Linked DNA regions of Homo sapiens: region 1 is linked to region 2. The links are chromatin contacts, found by Hi-C in ENCODE. All regions are on one chromosome and are shown on one strand. Each heading gives the region's core, a stretch centred on a gene start or an enhancer-like site at or near the end of the contact. The rest is flanking DNA. Distances are from core to core; before and after follow the strand shown.

Region 1 (3,464 bases), core at 384-2,883, 170 kb before region 2:
TCCCTAGAGAACATTTTACCAGAACATTTAGTTATTTGATGAGGGAATTTAATTATTATTCCTCAAAGTTTAGAAGATTTACATCTGGCTAGAAGCAAAATCTCTCCCCAAAATGGGAATGCTTATGATTTACATTTATCTCCATCTCCACATTATTGATGTGAGGAATGCAGAAGGTGCTTTCTAGGTTGTTAGAGTGATTCTCAATTTCAAAGTAATAATAATAATTAAGATGAAGATTTGTAGAGCACCTATTATGCACTGGGCACCACCCAGTTTATATTTTCATACTAAGATTATTATTATCACCTCTATTTTACAGATGAGGAAAGAGAGTGGAATGTTAAGTAATTTTCCCAAGAACCACACCACTGGTCAATGGTAGAATCAGGACCTAAGTCCAGAGTCCAGGGATAACAAGTTAACACTACCCTGTAACTCTCTAACAGCTACAACTCTGGTTTATTATACATCCATGCATAATCACTAACATACGTTATTTCCTGTAATTTGTTTTAAATGGTAGCCTTCACAGTAGCCTGAAGGTCTCTTTCATTTAGAATCATCTTAGCCTTTCTGCTGATATAGCAGTCCCTCTGCAGCTCCTGTCCATGTCATTCAGCAGACTAGGTAAGAACACAGGCTCAGGAGCTTTAGCACTCACGTTAGCCCTTGATCTCACAATTAGTAGGCACTAAAAACTATATATATCAAATATATATTTCAAGTCTGAGCAATAAATAATTTGAAAGCACATATTTAAAAAATAAGTGTATAGGCAAGACAGCATCACAGGTGTCAACACTGACATTTGGAAGTCTGACTGATATAATAGATACATAAGTTAAAGGTGAATTCCAAGGAGCGAGCTTTGCCCAGGTAATAAAAATGAGTCAAACTTTCTGTTTATTTCTAAGGACTATTGGAAAAAACCTTGACAGACAGCAAAGAATCTACAAAAACAACTTGTCAAACCAGTAATGCCCTAGATGATGGTTTTTCTGGATTAACTTTGTATTAGCCAAGTTTAGGTGATAAATTTTTTGCCATATAAAATAATTTCTAACAAAGAGTCCACAAGCTTAAGTTAAACATTAACAAGCAAAAGTGTAACATACACTTTCTGTTTGAAAAATAAAAAGATCAGTGTAAACATTGACTTTAAAAAGAAAGAAAAATTTATTCTAAAAATTTAATAATGTATTTAAAAATTAATAATTAGAAAGTTTGGCTTCTTTAAGTTACTCTTAAACGGTCAGGGTGAAAATTTTTTATTCAAATCGTTTTATTAAAGTATTCCTTGTCCTTTCTTTCATTTGTTTTACTCCTGAACTTTCAGTAATTTTTACCTTACATCTCAATGTCATATTTACTGCAAATCAACCTATATGAAGAATCAAAAAGAATTTAGTAGTGCCCTAAAGGAAATCAGACTGTGGATCTAGAAGTGAAAAAAAAAATCAGAAGAATGACTTTCTTAAGTGTTAAAACTCTTTGCAGCCTTCTTAATCATTTTTCTTGAGCTCTTCATGGAGAATTAAGTCGACGTGGACATGCTACCTAGATAAGTAGACTTGCGGTTGAAGAACTTTCTCAGGGAGGCCAAGGTTATGACTAATCCTGCAAGTAAAGCCTTGGCACCAAGCAACAAGGTTTTGAGAGAAGATAACCTCGTGGGGCTTTTTAAAAGGGCAATACCTGACAATACTTTTGAAAATCAAACTTGCGGTCTTTTCACAAGATGGCGCCGAAGGCGAAGAAGGAAGCTCCTGTCCCTCCTAAAGCTGAAGCCAAAACGAAGGTTTTGAAGGCCAAGAAGGCAGTGTTTAAAGGTGTCCACAGCCACACAAAAAAAGATCTGCACGTCACCCACCTTCCGGCGGCCCACGACACGGCGACTCCAGAGGCAGCCCAAATATCCTCGGCAGAGCGCCCCCAGGAGAACAAGCTTGACCACTATGCTATCATCAAGTTTCTGCTGACCACTGAGTCCGCCATGAAGAAGATAGAAGACAGCAACACACTTGTGTTCGTTGTGGATGTTAAAGCCAACAAACACCAAATCAAACAGGCTGTGAAGAAGCTCTATGACATTGATGTGGCCAAAGTCAACACCCTGATTAGGCCTGATGGAGAGAAGAAGGCATATGTTCAACTGGCTCCTGATTACAATGCTTTGGATGTTGCCAACAAAATTGGGATCATCTAAACTGAGTCTGGCTGGCTAATTCACCAGAAAAAAAGAAAGAAAGAAAGAAAAGACAATCAAACTTGTGGAGCAGAAGAGAAAAGAATCCATGGGACTTCTCAGATGGAAGATCATTGAGGAGGCTCTTTCCTTCCCATGAGTATCACTGGGACAGGCCACTTTATTTTTTCTGTAGCCATATCTTCCAACAGACGCTTATACCAACTTTACTGCTTCATGGTCATACACAAAATAAAAGGTCTTATATATTTATAAGTCTCTGCTATTTCTGACTCAACCTGGTGTTTTCCACAAGAATTGAAAGTAAAAAATGGGCAAGAGACAAGAACAAGAAGGATTTTTTTAAAGGCAGGAGAAAAAAACAGATGTATAACATTTGGAATAAACGAAATAAAACTGTTATTATTTATTTAAAGATAAAATTATTTACATTAAAACTCCACATGAGGCTGGGCACAGTGGCTCACGCCTGTAATCCCTACACTTTGGGAGGCCAAGATGGGCAGATTGCTTGAGCCCAGGAGTTCGAGAGCAGCCTCGGCAACATGGAGAAACCCCGTCTCTACTAAAAATACAAAAATAATAGCTGGGTGTGGTGGTGCCTGCCTGTAGTCCCAGCTACTTGGGAGGCTGAGTTGGGAGGATCGCTTGAGTCCAGGAGGCTGAGGTTGCAGTGAGCCAAGATCATACCACTGGACTCCAGTCTGGGCAACAGAGCAAGACCCTGTCTCAAAAAAAAAGAAAAAAGAAAAAACCTCCAAATGAAGCCAGGCACAGTGGCTTACACCTGTAATCCCAGCACTTTGGGAGGCTGAGGCAGGAGGATCACTTGAGGCCAGGAGTTTGAAACCAGCCTGGGCAACATAGCAAGAAAAACATTTTTTTTTTTTTTTAATTAGCCAGGTGTGGTGGTATGTGTTTGCAGTCCCAGCTACTTGGGAGACTGGGATGGATTGCTTGAGCCCAGGAGCTTGAGGCTGTAGTATAGTGAGCTATGATCACACAATTGCACTCCAGCCTGGGCAACAGGGTGAGAACTTGACTCTGAAAAAAATAAAAATAAAAAATAAAAAAAGAAAATAAAGACCCAAATGTATCTGCTAAAGAGAATTTTAGAAATACTGGGAGATTTTTAGCAAGGTAGCTGGATGTGACATTAAAATAAAAAAGTCATTGCATCTCTGTAGAGTAGCAGCAAACAACTAGAAAATTTAATTAAAGAGAAAATGCCATTTATAATAGTCTCAGAGAACAT
Region 2 (3,704 bases), core at 1,205-3,704:
GTCATCCTTTTCTGAGACTGTAGCATTTTTCTTAGGTAATTATGCTTTCAATCCTACCAGTCCTGTAGTCTGCTGAGCCTGGAGAAAGAAGGAGCTGGCTACCTGAACATGTCCCTTTGTGTTGCTTCCTTTTTTTTTTTTTCTTTTTTTTTTTTTTCTCTGAGACGGAGTCTCACTCTGCCACCCAGGCTGGAGTGCAGTGGTGCAATCTCGGCTCACTGCAGCCTCCGCCTCCCGGGTTCAAGCGATTTTCCTGCCTCAGCCTCCCAAATAGCTGGGATTAAAGGCACGTACCACCATGCCCAGTTAATTTTTTGCATTTTTAATAGAGATGGGGTTTCACCATGTTGGCCAGGCTGGTCTCGAACTCCTGACCTCAGGTGATGTACCTGCCTCGGCCTCCCAAAGTGCTGAGATTACAGGCGTGAGCCCCCGTGCCCAGCCCGTGTTGTCTCCTTTTTTTAAGCTTTGTTCTGCACTGGGAAAGTATCACTGGACCACAGAAAAATTGGCAGCAGTAACTTAGGTGTGATTTTGCAAGTGGCTTCCTTCTCATTTAACTGTCAGGACAGCATTGATGTTGGGGTTCAGGGTGAAAGAGACCTAGAGTTCGTCTTGCCACTTTCCCCTTTTAGTAGCCACTGGGAATGTTGATAGTTGAAAATGGCATCCTTGAGTAGCCACTGAATCCTTCTCCACATGACACTCTAAGCAGCAGCTCCCAAATCCACAGGCACTCGCTTACAAGATGTTTGCCGTTGTTTTCAAAGGCAGTCTTTCTCTTCTGTGCACACAACTCATTGGGGAAGCAGCCTTGTTAATGACCAGAAGCTCTTGACTCACCACATTACAAGGAGCCAGAATAAGCTGGAACAAAGTCAGCACTTCTGTGTTTCTTTCACATAGAGAATCATCAAATAGACCCACTAGTGGGGCTGTCTGCCCCATGTCTGAAGTGTAGTAAGAGCAAAGTGACTCTGTCCACTATAGGGGAGGCTGGACTGGAATCACTCAGTCCAAAGAAGACCATCCACGGGCCACAAACTGCAATGCCTACATGGCTGGGAGGTCAGCTTAATCAGGGCCATTGTAAGGTCATTGTAGGTGGTAGTCTTTCACCACAGATACACTGCTAGCTTGTTATTCTTCATCTCCACAAAGCCATGTGCTTTTGAAACCTGTAGCCCTGTAGTTCCTTTTGACAAACACAGGTGCAGAAAAAAAAAAAAAAAAGAAAAAACTTTCTTTTTTTCACTACTATTATAAGAAAACCAGTGCAAGTGTGATGATAATAGCAGCAGAGACTGTGCCTCAAGGTTGGAGTGACCTTGGGACAGTAGGAGTGAGTAGGGATTGTGGCACCCCAACTGCACGTGTCCTATCTAAAAAGACAGTTATGTGTGTGGCCAACCCAGTGCTACAAGGTCTGTGTTGTTGTTGTTGTTTTTCTTCCAAGCAAAGCTGTGAATCTAGATTTTTGTGTAAAATGCCATTGTTAAATATTGGCAACTTATAAAAAAAAGTTTTTTAATCTTAAGATGGGTTGATACAGTGTGGGCTAAACAGGAACCATCTGATTCATGGGCTGCCAGTTTGCAGTTTCCAAGTCTTACCCTCATGCCTTTGATCCTCACTCGATTGTAGATTACCTCTTAACTAAACTGGGAGGCTAGTAGTGTTGATGTAATAAATGGAAAATACTGTCCATTTCTTACAGTGAAGCACAGAAAGTACTATAAGAAATGGCCTGTATTAGTGGTTCTCAAATTTTAATGTGTGTGAATTTGCTGTGAACCTGAGTATAGTAGAATTGGGGTTGAATTCCTGTCATAACTAGGATGGGGCTTCCCAAATGGTCTGGTGCTGAGTGTGCTTTGAAAAGCACTGGCTTATCACCTCCTGTCCCACTTCTGGTGTAATGTCCAGCCGCAGCATGCCTTCTCATGCGTTTGGCCTGTGCTGGCTCCTTGTATCTGTACATGCACATGAACATAAGACCTGCAGAGAGCCCCCGGCTGTAAACAGAAGTGACGCAGAGCCCTTCTCTCCCCGACAGGAGCATTGTCCGTGATGCCAGCCGTGCACACCTTCTCTCTCTTTGCGGGATTGGCAGTCTTCATTGACTTTCTTCTGCAGATTACCTGTTTCGTGAGTCTCTTGGGGTTAGACATTAAACGTCAAGAGGTAAGTTGGTGCCAGGATTATAGTCTATTTAATTTGAGTCTAGAATCTAGAGGAAGCAGCTAGCGGGTATAACCTTTGTTTCCCTCTGTCCCCTCAGAAAAATCGGCTAGACATCTTTTGCTGTGTCAGAGGTGCTGAAGATGGAACAAGCGTCCAGGCCTCAGAGAGCTGTTTGTTTCGCTTCTTCAAAAACTCCTATTCTCCACTTCTGCTAAAGGACTGGATGAGACCAATTGTGGTATGCGCTTATCTGTGGTTTTTCTCTTTCCTCTCACTGAAACAGATTATCACATGCCTTCTAAGAAGCCAGACAGCCTGGGAAGGAGATTCTTAAAGCTGTTAAAATGTATCTAAAAAAAAAGCAAAAGCAAATGTGGAACAGTAGATAAAATGTTTTTCCTGTGAGCTTTTATCAGTCCATATAAACAAGAGTTTTAAGTTTTTTATTTTGAAATAGTTTCAGATTCACAGAAAGTTGCAAAGAAACTTTTATTTTTCCTCTTAATAATGAGGAAATAGAAGCCAAGAGAGGTGAAGTGGTTTGCCCCAAGTCACTCAGCCCGTAAGTGGCAGAGTCAGGATTTGCACCCAGGAATTTGGACTCCTGGTGCTGTGGTCTCACCCACTGCCCTGTACTCCCTATTAGCCTGTCATTTAAGCTTTTCCATTTTAAAAAATCCTGCTTTTTGTGTGTGCTTAAGATTTTATTTCTGGTCGTAAGCTTATTTACTAAGCAGTCTCTGTCTTATGATTCATTTGTTGTTCCAGATAGCAATATTTGTGGGTGTTCTGTCATTCAGCATCGCAGTCCTGAACAAAGTAGATATTGGATTGGATCAGTCTCTTTCGATGCCAGATGTAAGATGACTTCCTTTTTTTTTTTTTTTTAACTTCTTTAGCTGATGATGAATACATTTTTCAAAACATGCACGTAGGTGTTTCAAGCAAGTGCCTGCTTCTAACTGCAAATGGTGACAGGGTTTCCAGGGTTAGGAGAACTGTCGCAGTGCACTGCTGGTGTGGGCTGTCTGGCATTCTGACTGAGCCCCTCTGGGCACAGCTGCAGAACACGAATAACTAGTCTTATGAGGTTACTTTATGAGATGCTCTCCTGATTGTGGGGCTAGCAGGAGGAGCACCCTGGGGCCCTGGGGGGAAGACTGGTGGTGTTAGGAATCATGAGTCCAGCTGGAGGCATCTCAGCCAGGAACCTCCTGGCACCCTCTTATTCTCCATGATCCTCGCCTTGCTTAGTTACTATCAGAGTGTTCACACTCTCTCCTATTCTTTTATCTTTCTTTCAGGACTCCTACATGGTGGATTATTTCAAATCCATCAGTCAGTACCTGCATGCGGGTCCGCCTGTGTACTTTGTCCTGGAGGAAGGGCACGACTACACTTCTTCCAAGGGGCAGAACATGGTGTGCGGCGGCATGGGCTGCAACAATGATTCCCTGGTGCAGCAGATATTTAACGCGGCGCAGCTGGACAACTAGTCAGTACCACCTTGTCTTGTACTT

Evidence for each region. Hi-C counts contacts between places; a loop is a spot of excess contacts on that map. Pooled maps may share reads with other maps.
Region 1: a map with no recorded cell type shows a loop between it and region 2 (2.3-fold over the local background). The contact joins two enhancer-like sites. A Hi-C loop is called at or near these places in 1 of 37 single-sample maps with no recorded cell type and 5 of 50 pooled maps.

The regions. Positions count from the first base shown.
Region 1 is chr18:23,708,565-23,712,028 of GRCh38, reverse strand. The region is part of intron 1 of LAMA3 (laminin subunit alpha 3); the gene reads right to left. It also overlaps the pseudogene RPL23AP77. Among named protein-coding and RNA genes, the nearest start is that of LAMA3, 21 kb to the right of the region's middle. Within about 2 kb of position 1,633, at least 2 of the 41 ENCODE cell types and tissues checked have a DNase peak (open chromatin) inside an H3K27ac peak, as active enhancers do.
Region 2 is chr18:23,539,786-23,543,489 of GRCh38, reverse strand. NPC1 (NPC intracellular cholesterol transporter 1) reads left to right here. Exons shown (of 25, transcript NM_000271.5): 14 at 1-35; 15 at 2,057-2,184; 16 at 2,282-2,422; 17 at 2,953-3,042; 18 at 3,489-3,679. Among named protein-coding and RNA genes, the nearest start is that of RMC1, 38 kb to the right of the region's middle. RefSeq lists an enhancer at 1,163-1,212. Within about 2 kb of position 2,454, at least 9 of the 41 ENCODE cell types and tissues checked have a DNase peak (open chromatin) inside an H3K27ac peak, as active enhancers do.